Linked DNA regions of Homo sapiens: regions 1, 2 and 4 are each linked to region 3. A link is a loop called in an ENCODE intact Hi-C map of the cell type or tissue named here. Cell type or tissue: Caco-2. All regions are shown on one strand.

What was found. Peaks named below come from ENCODE experiments on the same cell type or tissue, not always from the same donor. Only the 100,000 strongest peaks of a DNase experiment are listed, where the experiment ranks them.
Region 1: it touches region 3 in a loop (3-fold over the local background); 39 of 110 quality-filtered maps call a loop at or near these places.
Region 2: it touches region 3 in a loop (2.2-fold over the local background); 5 of 110 quality-filtered maps call a loop at or near these places.
Region 4: it touches region 3 in a loop (4-fold over the local background); 26 of 110 quality-filtered maps call a loop at or near these places.

The regions. Positions count from the first base shown.
Region 1 is chr2:42,053,581-42,056,080 of GRCh38, forward strand. It overlaps PKDCC (protein kinase domain containing, cytoplasmic), which reads left to right. Exons shown (of 7, transcript NM_138370.3): 3 at 456-727; 4 at 1,361-1,440; 5 at 1,706-1,813. Among named protein-coding and RNA genes, the nearest start is that of PKDCC, 6.8 kb to the left of the region's middle. RefSeq lists an enhancer at 1-645. In Caco-2, a CTCF peak has its summit at 1,410 (motif pointing left); a DNase peak (open chromatin) is centred at 1,401.
Region 2 is chr2:42,082,947-42,085,446 of GRCh38, forward strand. It overlaps LOC105374531 (a long non-coding RNA gene), which reads right to left. Exons shown (of 2, transcript XR_940001.1): 2 at 528-1,074. Among named protein-coding and RNA genes, the nearest start is that of PKDCC, 36 kb to the left of the region's middle. In Caco-2, no CTCF peak of the experiment used is centred here; a DNase peak (open chromatin) is centred at 1,535.
Region 3 is chr2:41,937,017-41,939,516 of GRCh38, forward strand. LINC02898 (long intergenic non-protein coding RNA 2898) reads right to left here. Exons shown (of 4, transcript NR_161189.1): 4 at 1-1,597. It overlaps LOC124905996 (a long non-coding RNA gene), which reads left to right and starts at 292. Exons shown (of 3, transcript XR_007086296.1): 1 at 292-371; 2 at 1,525-1,622. RefSeq lists an enhancer at 295-889 and a silencer at 1,353-1,647. In Caco-2, no CTCF peak of the experiment used is centred here; DNase peaks (open chromatin) are centred at 1,505 and 1,935.
Region 4 is chr2:42,063,520-42,066,019 of GRCh38, forward strand. No RefSeq gene overlaps it. Among named protein-coding and RNA genes, the nearest start is that of PKDCC, 17 kb to the left of the region's middle. In Caco-2, no CTCF peak of the experiment used is centred here; DNase peaks (open chromatin) are centred at 422 and 1,192; H3K4me3 peaks cover 408 bases.

The DNA.
Region 1 (2,500 bases), 120 kb after region 3:
TGCGCGTGTACACACCAGCTTGTGGGGGCTGGCACCTTAAAGAGGGGAGCACTCACACACTCACACTCAGCCTGACTGCAGGAGGGCCAGTGTCCTAGAACTAGGAAAGACCTTAATACCATCCTGACCCTCCCGATATTTCCATACACTGAACTAAAACAACATTCAGGATGCAACTTCAGGGAAGAGATGCATTATCCCCAGACCCTCGCTGCTGCAGTTTCCCACCCACTCCATATCATTTCCAGGGTCAGGCCAGCCGAGAGTTAATAGAAAATCACTGGCCTCCTCTCTAAGGCTGCTGACCTTGGCCTTTGTGGAGCCCTGGGGCCTATAGAAGAGAAGTGCCAACCCCCACAAGCAAAGTTCAGATTCCAAGAGGAGGGTGCCCTCGAGTCCCACAGACCCCCAACCCAGGAGAAAAGCAGTGAGCAGTCTTTTCTTGTGCCCCTCAGATCTGCCTGAGCCTGGGCCGCCTCCTCCACCACCTGGCCCACTCCCCACTGGGCTCCGTCACTCTGCTGGACTTCCGCCCTCGGCAGTTTGTGCTGGTGGATGGGGAGCTCAAAGTGACGGACCTGGATGACGCACGTGTGGAGGAGACGCCGTGTGCAGGCAGCACCGACTGCATACTCGAGTTTCCGGCCAGGAACTTCACCCTGCCCTGCTCAGCCCAGGGCTGGTGCGAGGGCATGAACGAGAAGCGGAACCTCTATAATGCCTACAGGTGACCTCCACCCCTGACTCGGGAACTCCATCGAAGGAGAATGGGCCAGGAGGGCATGGCAGGAAGAGAGCCAACGTGGAGGCCAGCTGGGCAGGGAGACTCAGCCTTGACCAGAGCAAGGGAAGGCTTCTACCCTGTCCAGAAGGGAACATTCAGGCCTCTGATGGAGAGGCTAAAAATAGACAGCTCCAAGGAGAATCCGGGTTAGGGGGTGGCAGCTGGAGGCTTCTTAAAATAGTGTTGGACTCGGAGCCTAGGGCTGGTGGAACTGGCACTTTTCCCTTCCCACCCAGGCCCTTGTGCTCTGGGAAATTCCTCACTGGGCCCCAGCCATGGGGCTGCTCCGACACCGGGAGTCAGTCAGGGGATAATGTGGGGCTGGGAGGTGGGCAAGTCCTGGGAAGGGTTGGGAAGCAGGCCCCTGGTTTCGGTTAGTATGAAGTTAGGTGTGGTGTTAGCATGTGCCCAGAACCCTCCCCCGAGGCTGAGTAGACTTCACTGCGTTCTGCCTGGTTGCTAGGCCTGAGGGATCCGGCTCCCTGGCCAGGTTAGCGTTCTGCCCCAGGTTGGAATAGAGGAAGGATGTGTCTCCAAAGGCTGGATTCCTGAGCCACTGGTTTCCCTCTGCCACAGGTTTTTCTTCACATACCTCCTGCCTCACAGTGCCCCGCCTTCACTGCGTCCTCTGCTGGACAGCATCGTCAACGCCACAGGTGAGCTCTCCAGGGCCCATCTGCTTCCAGGCACCTACCCCACCCCCACCCGCCAGCAAAAGTGGGGAGAAAAATAACCCAGGGCAGCAGGGGTTCTAGAAACCATCACTTCCTAAGGTGGCATTCTGCCGCAACCTCCCCGCTCCCCCGCCCTCTGTTCACTGGGGCACAGGCTCTGGAGGCAGAGGTGGGAGCAGCTGGCTGCTGACTTCAGGGAGGAGTGGGAGCCCCAGGCATCCTGTCTTAGCCACACTGCACTCTGCAGGAGAGCTCGCCTGGGGGGTGGACGAGACCCTGGCCCAGCTGGAGAAGGTGCTGCACCTGTACCGGAGCGGGCAGTATCTGCAGAACTCCACGGCAAGCAGCAGTACCGGTGAGTGGCCCCAAGCTGATCCACAGGGAAGCAAGAAACAGGTGGGAGGGTGAATGACCCCGCCCAATTAGGCTAAGTGGCTCACCCTTTCTCTGGGGACCCTTGTCTCCAAAGGCCACTGTAGGGGCTCACATAGAATCATGGAGGGGCTGACATGGACTAATTTGAGGTTCCATCTCTAGCTGAGCTAGAGCAACTATAATTCTGCCTTCAACCTGGGGTTGGGCACTGATACCCCTACTCTGGATGGCTCCAAACCCTATCATGTACTGGCTATATGACTTTGAGCAAGTTACCCCTTGAACCTCACTTTCCTCATCTGTGAATTGGGTTCACTATTACCCACCTCACCAAATTCTTATGGGAATTAAATGTCAGGTGAAATGTGTGAAAGCAATTAGTGCAGTTCCTATGACACAGCTGGAACGCAGTATATGTTTGCTTCCCTTTCCTTCCTCTAACCTCCCGGGGCTAGAAGGGCACTGCATGTTAGGGAAGGCACACACTGAAACCAGCCAAGAAGCCCCAGGGCAGGGGGAGAATTCTGGCCACTGGTTTCAGGCTGTGGTCCTTCTGCTGAAGCCCTGGGGTTTAGCTGGGGTTGGCAGGGGTTGAGGGGTGAGCAGGTTTCATATTCAAGGAGTTCTGGCTAGTCTTAGGGGTGGGGGAGCCCTGTTAGCCCTGTAA
Region 2 (2,500 bases), 150 kb after region 3:
GTTCAATAACTCCCCATCACCTACTGGACTAAGAACAAGCTTCTCATTAGAGGCATCTTCCTAGATGACACCAACTTACTTTGCAGGCTGGTGATTCCCCTAAATGTCCCCTGTCTTCCAGTCCAACTCTACTTTTCAATGTTCACTTCATCTTTCCCACCTCCCTGACCTTCATCACACTATTTCATCTACCTGCAAAGGCTCCTGCCCATGTCTGCCCATTAAAATTCTCATCGTTGAAGACTCATCCCAAATAGCCCTTTTCCATGAAGCATCCACTGGTCCCCACCAATCAGATATGAGCTCTTCTTTCCTTGCATCTTCAAAAAAACCTTGTTTGTTCTTTTCCCAAGACATGCATCTCAATCTGCCTTAAATAATAGGCTATGGTGTGTCCCCCCTGCTTACAAGAACTCCATGAAAAATGTGAGCTGTGTTTCAGTTACCTCTGCATCTGTCACAGCACCATATCCTTTTGGTGAAGTATAGTAGACACAGGCCATCAGATCAAATGGGAGAGGGGAATATGAGGGAGTTACTGTTCTTTTACTAAACCATCACATCCAGACAGCTGGGCTGGAGGCTGCAGGAGATGCCTACTGAGCCAGTTTCTTCTGCTATGTCAGACAGTGGATATTGGTTACCCTTCTTTCAGTTGCAAGTGAAAGAATACCCAATCCTTAAATAAAAGAAGATTTGGGCGGATTCTGGGGCTCCAATGTTGTCACCTGGAGCTGGTCTCTCTCCAGCCTTTGGCTTCACTTCCTGTGTATTGGTATTGGTTTTGTTGTCAGACATGCTCTCCCATGCAGGCAGATGGCAGCAACAGCTCTAGCAGTCATTCATCCTTCCACATCATCCCCAATTCCAGTCCAGCGAGAAAGAGCATTTCCCTCTCTCCCAGCAGCTCCAGCAAAGGTTTTTCCGCCTTTTGCAAGCTTTTATTGGGTTAGATATCCAACCTTTACTAAGATCACAGGAATGTACTGTTCTGATTGGTCAGGCCTGAGCCCAGATCCAAGAGTTGAGTAGACTCTGTAAGCACATGGGTGCAGTGTGCAACCCGGAATAATTCTACAAAAGGAAATTGATGTAATGTTAGCAAAAGAAGGAAGAACAGATGCTTGTTAACCAAAAACACCAAATATCTACCGCACAAAATGGAGAACATTGCTGCTCTCCTGAAAGACGGAGATGGGCCTGAAGCACCAACTCTGAGCTATTTTGCTCCTTCCTGCTGCTCTCCTCTGCCCTGGAGGCAATGCTTCTAGCTTCCAAACACAACATGGTCCCCCAAGGTTTGTGGCTCAGCCACAGGACCAGTGTGAACAGATCCTAACCAAACCCCAGACCAGGCGATGGCTGGTGTGGTCCAGCTGACTCCAAGTTGTTAGAACCATGAGTCCCAGCCTGAGTCCCAAGAGTTGCAGGATTGTTTATCTTTGTTGGGGAAAAACTGTAGCCAGAGCCATAAATCACTGCCCAGCTGGATGGCCTCGCTGAAATGTTTGTTTAAACAATGAAATCTCCTGACGGACTGAAAATATAGGATGGATCACCCTGTCCTTCTCAGGCCCAGTCTTGCAGGCTGGAGCCCAGGGCATAGAGAGTGACTCAGAATTGGCTCCCCTCCCCCACTCTCCACCCCTCCCACCCCCAATATCAGCCCCAAAGAATGAAGCCACGGCATAGCTAATCCGAAACAGCAGATAATGCGAAAGCCATGTCTATCAATCTTTGAAATGCAGTCTCTGGAATGGTTCGCATTGGACGTGCCTTCCTGATGGAAGTAGCATTGCTTGGCTAATATGAACAAGAGGATGTGGAAGGGGCAGCCTCTGAAAGAACACTGCATGGAGCACCGTGGGGAGATCTGGCTCTGCCCTGACCACTGTTGGGTGTGGGCAAGTGACTTCCACTCTCTGGGCCTTGGTTTCCTCCCTTGTTAGATGAAGGAGTTAGACTTGGTCTTTGTGCTTCCTTTCAGCCCTTGCCTGCTAAGTGAGGTGGCTGTGCTTTTATATGCCCCAAAGAAAGACCAGATAAACAGGAGCAGGCAGGGGAAGAAGATGGGGAAGAAGAATAAGGAGGAGGGTTGTTGAATTAGATGAATTCCCACTTAGGGAGGCCAAGGCAGGCAGATCGCTTGAGGTTAGGAGTTTGAGACTAGCCTGGCCAACATGGTGAAACCTCGTCTCTACTAAAAATACAAAAATGAGCCAGGCATGGTGGCAGGCACCTGTAATCCCAGCTACTCGATAGGCTGAGGCTCGAGAATTCTCTTGAACCCAGGAAACAGAGGTTGCAGTGAGCTGAGATTGCATCACTGCACTGCAGCCTGTGTGACAGAGTGAGACTCTGTCTAAAAAAACAAACAAACAAAAAAAGAATTAGATGATGCCCTTGCAGTCTCTTCCTGCCCTAGGATGTCTTCTTCTGAGTTCTCTGGCCCTTCAGAGAAGGAGAGAGGGGAAGCTGCTTACTAAAGGCCCCATTGGCA
Region 3 (2,500 bases):
GTGCCAACAGGAATAAAGATGGGACAGCAGAGACCCAGGCCACTATGGGAAAACCTAGATCACATCCTAGAAGAGTCACTGGTCCAAGTAACAATTCCTTGAGCACTTGCTATGTGCCAGGCCCTTGGCCGGGAGCTCTTGAAGTGTTTTTCTAAGTGTAGGCAGTTTCCGAAATGGCTCTCAGTGATTCTTGCCTCCCATGTAATCCCTTCCTCTAAGCGTGGGCTGGACTTAGGGACTTGGTTCTAATGAATAGAATATGTTAAGAGTGATGGGTTGTCACTTATTCCCATCAAAAAATCTCCCTGGATTTGTGCTTCATAGACTCCCATCTCTCCACTCCAGACATGCCTTTCAGATTCTGGGCATCGGTGAGTAAATCTTCTTCCTCTCTTTGAATAATCATCTCTTCTGTGGGCTTGTTGCTACATTTCTCCCAGAAGACACACACGTACACACACGTACACACACACACACACACACACACACACACACAGCATGCAAGCACACCATTACACCAGGAGGAGGAGGGAGCTCAGCCTCCTCTTGCCATTGTCCTGCTCCTTCCCAATCAATCTCCTGCCAACCACAAATTAGCATTACACAGGCATTTACAGTGCAGCCTCCAGGGATAGATAGAAGCTGCTAATCCTTAAGAAGGGGAGCTGGTACAATAGCAAGTGGCCTGTAGCCTCATCCCCGCTCATGGGGTGTTCCTGTGAAGCACATCTTGCTCCTTTGTGAGCTGGCCAAGTCAACCACAGATGGTGGAGTCACTGGGCCTTGGGCAAAGAGGCGACACTGGAAATCTAAGGAGCACCAAGCTTTGCAAATGCCTGCATGACACACTGTTCGATGACTCTATTTATCCCCAGCAGATGATCCCTTTGGGATAGATTCCTTCTCAGAGCTTCCAGCCTGGTCTTTTGTCAGTGCACCCTTCCATTTTCCATTTCTACTGGTTAACATTAATGAATGGCTCCAACTGGGACCAATCCAGCGCATGAAATCCCCTGGGGGGTCAAGTCTGTACTTCCCACCCTCTCAGCAACTTGGATTAACAAAGCTGGGGTTTGTTTTGTTTTATTTTTCTTAAGGGATTGATTTGGCCCTCTGAAGTATGATTGAAAATCCCTGATCCCAAAGGAAGGCAGCCCTGGCTGGGTTCCCAGGGTCGTTTCTATCCCCAGGCATGGTCTTCAGGGACCCCAGGGGCCTCTGATTGCAACTCTGCCTGCTGAAATCCCAAGAGCTGGCTCTTGCAGCAGCCTCCTCTGAGGCTCCCTGCTCAGCTCCTGGGCCCTTATCCTGCAGCTGGGTCTGGAAACCAGAGGAGCTTGCAAGAGGCGAAGCCTCTTATCACAAACATTTCCTGCCTATTCCCGCCTGACCCCGCATACCATAGCCCTTCCCTGGCTAGTTGGGCCACCAACGCAGCCCTCACACAAACGACTTGAAAGGCAGGGTCCCCAGACTCCTCTCTACTCCAGATTCTTCTCCATCCACACTGTCTCCTTTCTCCAGGGAGCTCACAGGCTCTTCCAGGCCACCCAAATGGTTCAGTCGCTGAAAAGCATGGAAGGAATTCAGGTGGAACCTGCAAGAAAGAGGACAAAAGGCAGGTAGGATTTCTAGTTCAAATAGAAGGTATGACTCACAGCTGGAGTTGGGCCCACCTCCCCGAGGACTCCACTGTGCTATCTCTGACAAAGAGATGGAGACAGAGTTGAGAGAAAGGCCTGCACACCTGTGCGTGTGTGTGTGTGTGTGCATGTCCCTGGCATCCCCATATTGTGGCCTCCCCTTGTTGTGCTGCAAGTGGGGCTGAAGCCGTATGGACTATTGATGGTGTGTGCTGAAGGACCAGGAGCCAGGGCCAGAGGGTCTAGCCAGCCCAACCCAGCTGTGCTCAGCAGGTCACTGAATTCCACAGCCTCTCTCCCCTCCCCACACCTGGGGCACCCTAGTCCCACCCCTTCCCCCAGCCTACACTGGCCTTCTCTCTGCCTCCTGCCCCCAGCTCACTGTGTGGTCCAAGCCCTCTGCCACAAGAAGAGCCAGGGAGGGAGGGATGGGCCTGCGTGTTTACAGTCAAGCATAACTGAGCCTTTATTTTAAATAAATAAAACTTTAGCTAGTTTTTATTTTCCCTTTCTTTCCAAAAGCAGTTTTGTCCCTCCTCCTCTTCCTCATCATCATCATGGCTAAGCCTTTATCTGTGGGGCCACCCAGGGAGGGGCTGTGGGAGGAGGGAGGAACAGAGGCCAGACTGACCCTGATGTTTCACATCTTCTCAAGCCGTGTGAAGTTCTCTCTCTCTCTCTCTCTCTCTCTCTCTCTCTCTCTCTCTCTCATCCTCACAGAGCCCCAAAGTTCTTATGAATTCAGGGATGTCCAGGCCTGAGGAATAGAGACTAAACAGGAAGCCCGGGCTTCGTCGTCAGCATGTTGTCCATCTGTTCTCCCCCAATCACAGGGTTGCCCACCCCCCATATAAAAC
Region 4 (2,500 bases), 130 kb after region 3:
ACACTCATTCTTCTCTCAACAGATCAAGCCACAAAATATTTCTTGGATGCTAGTCACTGTAATGAATCCAGAAATATCAACCATGCTCTGCCTTTCAGGAGCCCACTAAGTCACTGGAGATGTCACAATTCAAGGTGATATATGATCCATGACTCTATGGCGATGGGGATGATTTCCACATGTGACTTGTGAAAGCAAAAGGGCTTGATAGTCACATCTCAAATCATTAAGGGCCAGTTAACTTGGTCCCCCCAGGAGCATCAATTCCCCAGCAGGAGCCCCACAGTTCACATTTTTCCATCCAGATAAAGACTTGTTTATCCTTACTCTTTATTCCTTATCTCTAAGCCAGTTCCCTATTTGTTTCCAACATTCTCTCCATTCCCATGGTGACTCAACTCCTTTAACATGCTTTGGTGTGGCACCTGTCAGAGGACGCTTGAAAGTGTAAGGAGATTGTGTCTCCTGTTTCCCCCTTATCCGCACACTTATTCTGACCCTTCACAAAGCTCTAGTAGATTAGGGAAGCATGATTTCTCCTTACCAAAGACAGGCTGCCTTTCCACAGGAGGTGGAGTTTTCTCAAGCACCCGTAATCCTGCCCTGAGAGGTTCTGTCAGCTTGCCTGGCATGGAAACTAAACTCTCGCACCATTTCCCAGAGACCCCTCTGGTGCCTTCGGTTCTTCAGCACGAGGGTCAGTCTCAAGAAAAGGCTCTCATTTTGTCCTATGCTTCCATGATGTCAATCTTCTTATTTATTGGCAGCAGGCTGGACTGGGGGGTGGCAGGGGGTGCAGAGAGGGGATACAAAACAAAAACAAAACATACAGTGTGCCTTACTTTCCATTGCTTGGAGATTTCAGGCACTGTAATTCATCTGAACTTGTGCAGAAGATAATAGTAAGGTTATCTGTATCACATTTCATTTTATGACATATCACCTTGTTTACACCGCTCTTTGGGTTGTATATGGGATATAGATTACCTTTAAACACTCTGGTTTTGTTTAGTCCTTTTATTCTGCCATCAATAAAAAGTTTTAAAGGCAACCATTGTTCTAAGAAATGACTATTGCACTTAGGGCACAAAGCTACTTTAATTGAGAAAGACAGATTATCTTGTACCTTGGCCTCCCGTATCTTATTGAAGCAGGCTTTGATGCCGTGCGGAGTCTTCTGACTCCATCGTTGAGCTATGCAGCATTCTGCAGTTATTAAGAGCAAATGAATTTCTTCTTTAAACACAGACCTCTGCTTAGCACATTTAGTACTATTTGACTTGGGTCTCAAGATAGTGCTATACCCGGAATGGACTTCGCATGCCGAATTTTTTTAGAAATTACCCACAATCCTATCACATATGCTGAAGTGACCTTTTTTTTCCTATAGGCTCTCCAACAATGTGCTGAGATGAAGAGATTTCTACAGGGTACTTTCGGGTTAGGAACTTACAGGTTAACTCTTTAATGCTCAAGTCTTTATGTAATCCATTCATGCTGCTTCTGAAAATATATTCTTAGCAAATAATTCAAAATATGAAAAGATTCAGATGCACACAGATGCTCCTTGCAACATTATTTAGAATAACAAAAATGAGAACTGTTTGGCAATATGAGAAAATGTATAAATTATACTGTTAAATGAAAAAGCAGTATGCAACCCATATATTCAACTATGTAAGAATAAATTTGGAGGCTGGGCACGGTGGCTCACACCTATAATCCCAGCATTTGGGTGGCTGAGGCTGGCGGGTCACTTGAGGCCAGGCGTTCCAGACCAGCCTGGCCAACATGGTGAAACCCTGTCTCTACGAAAAATACAAAAAAAATTAGCTGGGCATGGTGGCGTGTGCCTGTAATCCCAGCTACTCAGGAGGCTGAGACTTGAGAATCACTTGAACCAGGGAAGCGGAGGTTTCAGTGATCTGCAGTCCAGTCTGGGTGACAGAGTGAGACTCCATCTCAAAAAAAAAAAAAAAAAAAAAAAAAAAAAGAGAGCCCCCCCCCCGCCGCCCATCTCAAAAAAAATAGTGGAAGAGACTGGAAGGAAATACACAAAAACCAGTAATTTTGCAAGGATGACAAAGGTATTTTTCTTTTATATATATATTTTATTATACTTTAAGTTCTAGGGTACATGAGCACGATGTGCAGGTTTGTTACATATGTATACATGTGCCATGTTGGTGTGCTGCACCCATTAACTTGTCATTTACATTAGGTATATCTCCTAATGCTATCCTTCCCCCCTCCCCCCACCCCACAGCAGGCCCCAGTGTGTAATGTTCCCCTTCCTGTGTCCAAGTGTTCTCATTGTTCAATTCCCACCTATGAGTGAGAACATGCGGTGTTCGGTTTTTTGTCCTTGTGATAGTTGCTGAGAATGATGGTTTCCAGCTTCATCCATGTCCCTACGAAGGACCTGAACTCATCATTTTTTATGGCTGCATAGTATTCCATGGTGTGTATGTGCCACATTTTCTTAATCCAGTCTATCATT